2 separate regions of the Homo sapiens genome follow, and region 1 is linked to region 2. A link is a loop called in an ENCODE intact Hi-C map of the cell type or tissue named here. Cell type or tissue: heart left ventricle. All regions are shown on one strand. Each heading gives the region's core, and the rest is flanking DNA. Links, peaks and the distances in the headings are about the cores only.

Region 1 (5,381 bases), core at 235-5,234, 140 kb after region 2:
CTATAGTAGTCACCCTACTCTGTTATTAAACATCTAATTTGTTCCTTCTATCTAGCTGTATGTTTGCACCCTTTAACTCACTTTTCTTCATCCTCCCCCAACCCTCACACCCACCCTTCCTAGTATCTGTTCTCTATCTTTCCACTCTCAACCTCCATGTGACCAGATTTTTTAGTGAGAATATGTGATGTTGGTCTTTTTGCACCTGGCTTATTCCACTTAATGACCTCCAGTTCCATCCAAGTTGATGAAAATAACATGGTTTCATTAGTCATCCACCCTTCATTCTTTATTAATTGGGAAACATTGCTGGCAAATCACTACACTGGACCCCATTCTTCAAGACACACCTCAGCTAAGCTATTTACTCTTTGCTATTGCTGGTGGAATAGCCACGAAGTGCCACCCCACGAGCTGTCACCTCTCTTAATGTTCACAACTTTTGAAGGCAGGTATTATTGCCACGTGTTATACATGAGGAAGCCAGCACCCAAAGACATGAAATAACTTGCCTGGAATCACACAATTAGTATGTGACAGGGCAAGAATTTGAGGCTGAGCCTCTTGTCTGCTCCAGGTCAACACCCTGAAAGCCTCTGTGTGGCACACAGAGGCTCCTAAGGCACCAGCCTCCTATTTCTCACCCAGGAGCCCAGCTGCCAGAGACCACACAGCAAGAGAGAAAGCCTGCTCCTTCCGGTGCAATCAGAAGACAAACCCGGCACATTTTCAAATTCCACACTGCATGGTGAAAATATTTTCATGACTTTAGCCCTACAGTATTTCAAGGACTTCCCTTCCTCTGCAGAAAACATAGATGCTGAAATTCCAAATGCCTCCCTCAAGAGAAAATAAACCTCTTGTTCTTGTTTCTTCCAAAAGAAGCTCCATTTCTTTTGGGAGAAAAGAATCAATCTCTTATCATCAAAAGAATGGATTTAACCAATATTCTTTGCCTTTTTCAGGTTTTCTTTTGCTTGGGCTCTCTCCCAACCAAAAGCCATGGAACATACTCGCCCCAAGGCACCATCAATGTGTCCTAAACACTACTACTCCCCCAGCTGGGCTGGAGATAGCTCCATCCAGCAGACCCTGCCCTGGCAGAGGTGCAGCCAGGGAACTCTCACCTAATTAAAGGACAATCCGGCAGCTCCTACAACGTCACTTGAGTCTGGATGGAGAGAAGACAGGAAACACAGGATTCCAAAATTACAGCCTGAGGCTTTTATTCCAGAGTCCCTTTCAAAGGCATGGATGTCTATTTGGGTACATGTGGTGGTCATCAGAGAAGAGTCAGAAGGCTCAGACCCCTCGGGAATGGGCAAAGCAAAGAAAGACACAATAAGCCTGGCAAGACCTCGTATCTCAGCTTAGAATGTTTTTTTTCACTCAGTCTCATGAACAGATTTAGAAATACCATCTGCAGCTCTCCTCCAAGGTTTCTCAAAGGTCCTTGGAGTTATCTGGGGACAAAAATGCCAATTTTGTAAATAAAGAAACTGAAGCCAATAAGAAGGTGACTAGCTTAGGGATTTTTGGAAATTTCTTTGGGAAACTGGGAAAGAACCTATATTGGTCTCCACATCATTTTCTCTGAAGTCAGGAACTTGGATGGGCAGCTCAGGACTGCCACCTAAGCTTCAGTTTACTCACCTGTAAAATAAAGCTACTGATAATACCTACCTCATAAGGATATTGTTAGGATTAAATGAGACGACCTTGGTAAAAGGGTGTAGCAGTCAGGGGCCCATGTGGAGACAGAAAGCACACAGCAATGTGAACTGAAAAGGTTGATTACAAAGAACTATTAATGGGAAATTAGCTAAGAAAAGGGAATTTAAAAAGAGCTCTAAAGAATACCCCAGATCTGAGAGAAAGAACCTAAGAAACAAACTTGGAAGGGGAGACCCTGCCCCCTAGGCTGGGATTCAGACCTCCTTGGAGAGGGCATGACTGCAGCACATGGATGGCAGGGAAGCTGTTGGCCAGAACGGGGCAGCAGGCAGCAGAGCAGCAAAGCACAAGAGGGAAACCTCCCCTCCTGCTGAGATGCTACCGATCAGAGAACCACACACCTGCACTGGCAAGCTGGGATAAGCACCAGTGGGTGTCCATGCACTGCTGGCCACTACACGCCTCGGGAGCAGGCCGAAAGCAGAACATCAGAACCAGGGAGAAGGTCCCCCAGGGTCCCTCCAATGCTCTGCCAGCTGGCAGTGGAGAAATGTTCCAATATGACAAGCAAGGCCACGAGCAGTGGATTTGGAGCTGAGCAGTAATAAGCTGGTAACTGGCAAAGAGGCCTCATTATCATACATCTCCTATAGAGTCATATTGCCAGAGGATGTGGGCAGTAGGGGTGCAGCGTGAGTGCAACTGCTATCTACCTCAACTCTGAATTGGGCTTATCTTCCAAATTTGCAGATGGGCACACGTGGTTTGGGAAACAGCATTGAGTGCTACTAGAAAGCTGTGACCTCCTGCTCTACACACCAGGATCTGTGAAGCTCTCTCTCTCTCTCTGCTAAGCTGTACACTCAGGGAAAGCCTCCACAACCATTTGAGTCACCAGTTGTTCTTTCAAAGGACCCACCCAAATCCAGAGCTGTGTAAGTAACATTGATCATAGACATGGGACAGCACTGGCAAAAATAAACATAAAAAAAATAAAATCAGCTAGAATGAAATCTACTTCTGACCCCCATCTTCCTACCCAAGAGTCTCTTGTAGCCACTGTAGATAACACAGGAAGAGGAGGAGAGGCAACTTTGCACCATCATTCCTGAACATGAGGCAATAGACACTGACTTACCTTGCAACTAGGTGGATTTGAATCAGACCTAAAGAAAAATGTCCATAATTGCATGAGAATCATACTGGGTTTGGTAACACCCGCAAAAAGCTGCAAAGCCTTCTTTTTAAAAGAAGATGCTTTCTGATGGCTCCAGCCTCACCCAGCTTGTGAGTAGGGGTTTGGCTGGGATAATTGCTTGAGGTACTTTCCTGCTGCCAGCTCCTATGCAGAGGTAACAATGTGTGCCATAACTCGGGATAAAACAGAAAGAGGGGCTGTGGAGGGAAGACCTTTGAGGGCCTCATTTCCCTTCCCAGCATGTGCCAAGGACAGTCCCTCGCAACAGCCCCAGGGGTCCTTAGCGGGAAGCTGTTTCAGGCCCCACGGGAGACAGCAATAACCCACCATTACTGGATAAACAGTCCAGGACAAAACAACTGAGAAATGATGACATTCTGAAATAACGCAGCAGTTCTTGTGTCCAGGAATTTCTCTTTGAGGAAGAAAACAAGGGGCCTCCTACTTGGCTGTGTGATTGGCAGGGGAGAAAGAGCATATTTCAGCTCAGTATGTATAGATGTGCTCCAGGCTGGGCTGGGCTGGGCTGCAGTTTTTCCATCTACATTTTTGAGGAGCTTCCAATTTCTTCTGAATAAACATTTTCCAAATAATCCTGCCTGAAAACTGTCCCTCATCAACTTAGAACATGCTTTCCTTTCTCAAGGTGATGCCACAAGGGAGTTGTCAAGACCCATAGTACCCCACTAGCCTGGAAGAACTTGTCTGAAAACTTTGGTGGAGCTTTTCAGAATCACAAGGCTCTAGAACAAGGTGGGGTAGATCTCCCAGAGCTTGTACCTTGTACTTTAAAATGAACTTGAAAATGAACACTCCAACTGGCTTATTTTCCAAATGAGGCATCCAGGGCTCAATGTGGTAATGAACTTGTCTGAGAACACACAGTCAGCTAACAGTAAGTAGTGAATCTGACATTTCTCTCTCCCTTACCTCACCCTGGGCCTTCCTCCAACCCCATATTCCAGATACCCTAAAGCATCCAGAGATGAGCGTCCAGATAATCTTGTTTGGTTTTTTTTGCCTGTCTGTCCTGAGTTCAACCAGTCATGAAAAATGACTTTGGTTGGATAGGACACAGCAGGAGTAGTGGTCAGGGCTATGGCTAGATTTAGGGCAAGGGCTAGGGTTTGGGCTAGGATGGAGTTAAGAGAATAATCCAAAAATAAAGTAGCATCCTCCCTAAATGTATCTCAGTTTCCATTTTCATCTGGTCTGTCCTAGGTCCTTGGATATTAATAATATGAACAAAATTAGCAAACAGAGACATAAACTGACCAGTTTTAGAAGGAAGAGTATATAGCTTGGTTACTCTACAGTATCATGGTACTAAAACCAGTGTGTATCTGTTATCAATTACTGTGTAACAAACTACCCCCAACGTGCTTAAAATGCAACCATTTTATTGCATAAACGTCTTGAAGGTTAGGAATTTGGGCAATGCTCAACAGGAACAGCTCATCTGTGTTGCACATGGTGTTGGCCAAGGCAGCTAAGCTGGGGCTGGAGAATCTAAGAAGGTCTCACTCGCACGCCTGGGCCATGGTGCTGGCTGTTAGCTGGAGAGCCTCTCTCTCCATGTGGCCTCCCCCTCCAGCAGAATTGCCTGGACTTCTGTACATGATGGTTGGGATCCAAGAGGGAAAGTGGAAGATGCAAGGCCTCTTTAAGGTCTGAGCACGGAAGCCCCAGAACCTCACTTCCAACACATTCTATCGGACAAAGCAAGTCCCAAGGCCAGCTGGAATCAATGTGGGGAGAGAGGCTCTACCACTTAACAGGAGAGCAGCAAAGTTATGTTGCAAGGGTTGTGGACATAGGGAGGGAAGACTTTGGAGCAGACCAATTTTTGTCATTGTCTCCATAATGCTTGTCACGGGGAAGGATAGTCTGATATAACAGAGAGAGAAGAGGGACCCAGTGTGGTGTGAGATCTGAGTCTACTCTCTGCCCTTTGCTGTCAGTGTGGCCTCAGGCAAGTCACCTCCAGAGCTCCCTATAAGATAGGAACTTTCTTCTAAAATAGGGATATAGTGGCTTAGCGGGGAAGAACAAATAAGATACATGAAATAAAAACACGTTGAAAACTGTGGGCTATAGTGCAATTCTAAAAATGTTTAATCTATATATTAACACTGTATTACCTTATTCATACCTTTCCTCTAACAAGCATTCAAGGCAAATGGTGGCTGGCTGGCAGAGGGGCATTAGACAGTCTTGAAAAGAGCTGTCCTGTCCCCCAATCTGAGGCTGCAAACCCAGTTTCGCACTTTCTAACATGGTGAATCCCTCCCCTTCCCTGACTTCCAGTGTCTTCATTGGTAAAATTACATTTCGGTGAGGATTAGGGTTTTTGTAACTTTGATTTTTATAAAGATTATCCCAAAATTCCCCAATCAATACTAAAATTATTTTAATCACCATTATTGTTCAAACGTTTAGATTGTGACCAAATCTGAAACTCACAACTTGAACAGTCAAAATTCCTAGAAAAGTACCAGTTTAACCTCTG
Region 2 (5,381 bases), core at 171-5,170:
CCTAGACCTGGCCCCGGCAGCAGAAGCCATCACCTGCTGTGAAGGAACTCAGACTCAAATAGGAGATACACAATTTAACATCCATTAATTGAGGGAGAAATTACTGACCATCTACTACACGTTAAACACTGGGAACTGAGAATTCAGGGAAGACCATGAAAAATATACTACTGTCTTTATGAAGCTTAATCTAGTCTGGGACATAGTCATCAAGCAGACAGGCACAAAATTAAGTAATTCATTAAAATACTAATAAATGCAATGAAGGGAAGTACAGGGTCCTATGAAAGCACAGAGCTGGAGGATGGGGCTTCAGAGGAGACTTCCCTGAGAAAGTGACCTTGACACTAAGAAGTGAAGGACAAGCCATCATTTCCCAGGCAAAAGGGGTGTGGTGGGGATGGTGAGGGTAGGGCATTCAGGCAGGGAGAATGGCATGTATAAAATAAAGGACCTGTCACAAAAGGTAGGAATTAATGTGGTTCTTTTGAGGGACTGCTAGAAGCCAACATAGGGCCCAAGCAGAGAGGCACAAGACATCAGGCCAGCTGCCTGACACAAGCTCCAATAGCCTGAAGCACTAAACCTCCATGAAGAGTTAATGGCTCACATCTGTAATCCCAGCACTTTGGGAGGCCAAGGTGGGCAGATCACCTGAGGTAAGGAGTTCGAGACCAGCCTAGCCAGCATGGTGAAACCCCTCTCTAATAAAAATACAAAAATTAGCTGGGCATGGTGGCACATGCCTGTAATTTGGAGCTACTTGGGAGACTGAATCAGGAGAATCGCTTGAACCCAGGAGGCAGAGGTTGCACTGAACCAAGATCGCGCCACTGCACTCCAGCCTGGGTGACAGAGCAAGACTCTGTCTCAAAACAAAACAAAAAAAGAGTTAAAATTTGGAGGGAATCAGAGACTTTGAAATCAGAGGACGAAATTCCAGGCATTCCAGGCACAGAGGCTACCTGAGCAAAGGTTCTAACGTGGGAAATGCTGAGGGCATTTGGGGACAGGAAGTCGTCCTGTTTTAATGAAGTTCGCACGGGAAGGATAAGGAGAGGAAAATGGTGGATGTGAAAGATAAGAAGCAAGTTAAATAGAGTCCTTCGTCAGGATGGTTGGTTCTAGAACCGCAGGTAGGAGTGGCCTCCCCGGCTCTCACCTGTCTTCTCCTACCGCTGAGGGATGACCCTGCAAACCAAAACACCAGCTCTCAATCACTTGTAGAAAATCAACACCACAACTGAGAGGGACACAGCTCTCCAAGGCCTCAGGAGACAGCGCCAGAGGGAGCCCTCTCCTCGGGTTAAACAGTTTGAAAGCAGTAACAAAATTAGCCAAAGAGTTCAAATGATGGCAGGCTCGGGGGCCTTGGGGCCAGCACAGCACCAGAGTCCTCGATACCAATAGACCACATTGCTTCTTTGAGCCTTTGCTGGGATGCAAGCAGTCGAAAGAATTGAGCTGAGAAACCGTGAGATCCTCAGCTTGGTAGGTGGAAGCATTCCTGGCTGCATCTGTTAGCCCCAGATTTGACCATGGAATTCTGAAAACCTTTGCCTTTTGCCATTTTGTGTTCACCTCAGGCTCCAAAAACTCTTTTGTCTCTGTGGACTGTAAACACTCTCAGCAAGCTGGATCACTCACTTATCCAGGTGGAAGCCAAGTATGAACACATAAGGATATCATTAGCCTCTTTTTCCTGATAACAAGGAAGACTGTTCTCCAGAAAAGTGCTGCCCCAGAGGCTGGCCTGCTAGGACAACAAGCATCCTTCACATCTGCGGTAGGAACCCAGCTCCACTTTCATGGGATACCTCCTCCTCACAGGCCCTCGGAGGAATCCCTGTCCTGCTGGCTGGGAGCTGCCAGGACCAGAGTGTACTCCCCACAGAAGTGTACTAAGCGGGCACTCAGGGAACTGGGCCTGCAGAAACATGGAGGGGGGTCTCCATTTCCACCACCGTAAATTGTGATGCTGGAAAGATCTGTAAAGTTTTTCAGTTCAGCTCCTCTGCTCCTCCAATGAGTAAATTAGTCCAGGAAAGAGGAAGTGACCTGCCTGTGCAGAGGCCATGTCTCCCGTCACTGTCCTGGCTACTTCATGGTTCAAATTTCCATCAGAAAAGTTCATCAGAACCAGCATATTTGTAAAATTGGACTTTGTACCCATTTTAATAATTAAAGATCTAGTATTATTTTATAAACAAATGACAAACTTTATAGTAATATCTCTGGTTAGTTTTTGAAAATGGAAGTTGTAGGGAAATTAGAGGCATTTTTCTAGCTTCAGAGCGTAAGTTAAAAATTATAGAACCTTTTCTAAGAATTAAATGGCCTTGAAGAGTATTAAAAAATAAAGGAGAATAATTCTCCTGAGCCAGGTAGAGACTAGGCTGTTGACTCTTTGAGGGTGAGATTTTACCCAAAAACCATACTCACAGTCCAAGTCCTTTGGATTAAAGCAGCCACTTCAGGGACCCACATGTCACCTCCCCACCTTCATTTCTACACACATCTTCCTAATAGAGTTTTATCATCATTATTATGACCATGTAAACATAGTCCATTGCTGAACCAGGGAGCATATGATGACTGCTTTTTTGGTTTCTTAGACTTCCCCTCCCAGAGTTAACTCTTTTTCCCCCCACCTTATTTGGCTATTTGAATCACATACAAAGTCTTCCTATACCCTAAAACTGCTTTGTAAAATGCTTCCCAATTTCATTTTCTGCTTGGATAAATTAAATAAACAAATGGTTCTATTTTTTCTCTACAAGCATCCCTTGGGGAGCATTTTAGATCATACTTGGCAGTGACTTGAATTCCCCTGATTATAAAGGTAAAGACCTGTAAACCTGTTTCCCAGGCCTTGCATCAGAAGTCTGTTTTATAGAAAAAGAATGCCATGATGCAGAAATTCTAAAGATGCTTATTCTTCAGCCTAGAAAAATAATTTTGGAAGAAATAAGGTTTCTCTAGTGACTTAGAGCTCATTTGGCCTGAAACCTTGTAGAGTCCCCTGACTTGTGTGCCCACAGGGGTGTAACAGAGAGTATAGATGGCTTCATGTCCGAAGGCTGGATTTGAATCCTGCCTCTGCCACTTATAAGCTATGCCAGGAAGGACGCATCGCTGAGCCTCTTTGTTCTTTGATATAGTTTATTTGTCCCCACCCAAATCTCATGTTGAAATGTAATTCCCAGTGCTAGATGTGGGGCCTGGTGGGAGGTACTTGAATCATGGGGGTGGATCCCTCATGACTTGCTGCCGTCTTCACATTAGTGAGGGAGTTCTCAGAAGATCTGCTTGTTTAAAAGTATACGGCACCTCCCCACCAACTCTCTCTCTCTTGCTCCTGCTTTCACCATGTGATATGCCTGTTCCTGCTTTGCCTTTTGCCACAAGTAAAAGTTCCCTGAGGCCTCCCCAAAAGTCTAGCAATGTTGGTGCCATGCTTGTACAGCCTACAGAACTGTGAACTAATTAAACCTCTTTTCTGTATAAATTACCCAGTCTCAGGTTTTTCTTTATAGCAACACAAGAACGGCCTAATACATTCTTACTCTATGAAATGGAAGCAGTGATATCATTCAAAATACCAACAAGAAATGAGAAAATGAAATGTCAAATCACCTAACAGAGATCCAGACACATAACTGATACTGAATTACTGTTAACTGAATTGAAAAGCATCAACTTACTCCCCCGACCTTGCCAGCTTTCTGGCAGGACAACTCTGAGATGCCTTAACATTCATACAACCCTCTTAAAAATATGAATGCAGACTCCTCAGATATATGGAACCAATTTGTCAGCCTTCTGAAATCTTGTCTTCTAAAAAGTACCCCATAGCAAGCAAAATGATTTTAGGGGACTTGAATGTCAGGGTTAGTGACGACTCTGCCAAAGCTTTAAACACAGGAAATTTGAAAAAAGATTGCTTCTTACCTGTTTCTGTGAGAGCCATTTATCCAAAATCAGCTATTGGATCAAAAAGAAAAATAATTGTCCAATTGTATTCATCATCAGTATCCATCGATATGAAACCATAGCCCATGGAATAAGTATTTGGGGGAATTTCGTTTGTAATGCCACACAATAGGCCAACATTGGTTTTTAATCACCCAATCATTCTTTCATCTATTATTTCCATCTTTAACATGTGTGATCTAGGCCAAATTGAAGATGATTATGTCTCCATTAAGCCTCTTCTAATCCTCAAAAATATCTGTTTCTGAGTCTATTTCTGAGTTTCAAATGGACTTTGAGATTATGGAACTAGGGAGGGTAACATGGAATGAGGCTCATTCTAATCCCCAAATAAACCGTCTCGAAGTGGAACCATGTGGAGCTCTCTTCTCACATTCTGTTCTGAGCCGTGTTCCCTCCAACTATACCAATAACCCAGAGATGAGCTAAACCCAGTCTGACCACTCTGCTTAGCCAGGAACTGGCCACTCTGTCACGGTTGGAAGAAGTTTAACAGAAAGTCAAATGAATTCTCACAAAACTGACAAGAAACTGTCTTAAATGGATCTCAGAAGATGCCCCCTAAAACCTACTAAATTTAAATAATTGATCTAGCAATGATTTTCAACATGTAAGGTCACCAAACCTTAGAATTTACTCGTTCAGCCTAGAACACTGAGAAAATTCCTCCCAAATGCATACTCTTTGCCCCCCAGCCACAAGTGTAGCAGAAGAAAAATTAATTAGGAATCTCCCTCAACTTCTAGCAGAGAATTTGGATATGGTAATTTTCTATAAACCTGGACGCTAACATTCTTTTGTTAACATAGTTGTAATGGAAAATTGAACAAAATGCAAAACCACAAATAGCATTTCACATGGCAGGCAATCAGAGGCATGGCACAGCAGAATAGTGAACTTAGATTCAAGTCCTGCTTGGCCATTTTCTAGCTCTGTGGCTTTAGAAAAGTAACTTTACATCTCTGTGCTTCAGTTTCTTTGTCTGAGAAAGGTTAATACCTCCCCAGCACAGACTTGTTTTAAAAATGTAACAGGATACCATAAGTGAAAGCAACTTTTGAAATGTAAAAGCTTTATCCTAATATCCTGATTATTGTATTGAGTCCAAATGAATATATTGTGTAGTTGGCATATATCCATTTTCTATTTGAGATGGGATAAGTTAGGAAGGCCAACATTTAAATAATTTTGAGGCTCTCCAGACCACACCATTCCATCAAGATGATACTCAGTGAAGCCGCACAAAATGGGTACCTGAGACTTCATAAGTAAGGTCTCAGGATCTCACTAGAAAAAGTCATTTCCCTGTAATCCTGTGCTACTGTATTACACAACCACAACAAACCTTACTTCTCTCCACGCCCCATTCCACTTGCTTAGAACAGGGG

What was found. Hi-C counts contacts between places; a loop is a spot of excess contacts. Peaks named below come from ENCODE experiments on the same cell type or tissue, not always from the same donor. Only the 100,000 strongest peaks of a DNase experiment are listed, where the experiment ranks them.
Region 1: a loop joins it to region 2, with 1.9 times the contacts of the local background. A loop is called at or near these places in 3 of 110 quality-filtered maps.

What each region holds. Positions count from the first base shown.
Region 1 is chr15:39,495,560-39,500,940 of GRCh38, forward strand. No RefSeq gene overlaps it. Among named protein-coding and RNA genes, the nearest start is that of THBS1, 83 kb to the right of the region's middle. In heart left ventricle, for the core only: no CTCF peak of the experiment used is centred there; a DNase peak (open chromatin) is centred at 2,122.
Region 2 is chr15:39,352,340-39,357,720 of GRCh38, forward strand. All of the region lies in intron 1 of LOC105370777 (a long non-coding RNA gene), which reads right to left. Among named protein-coding and RNA genes, the nearest start is that of LINC02915, 100 kb to the left of the region's middle. In heart left ventricle, for the core only: no CTCF peak of the experiment used is centred there; no DNase peak of the experiment used is centred there.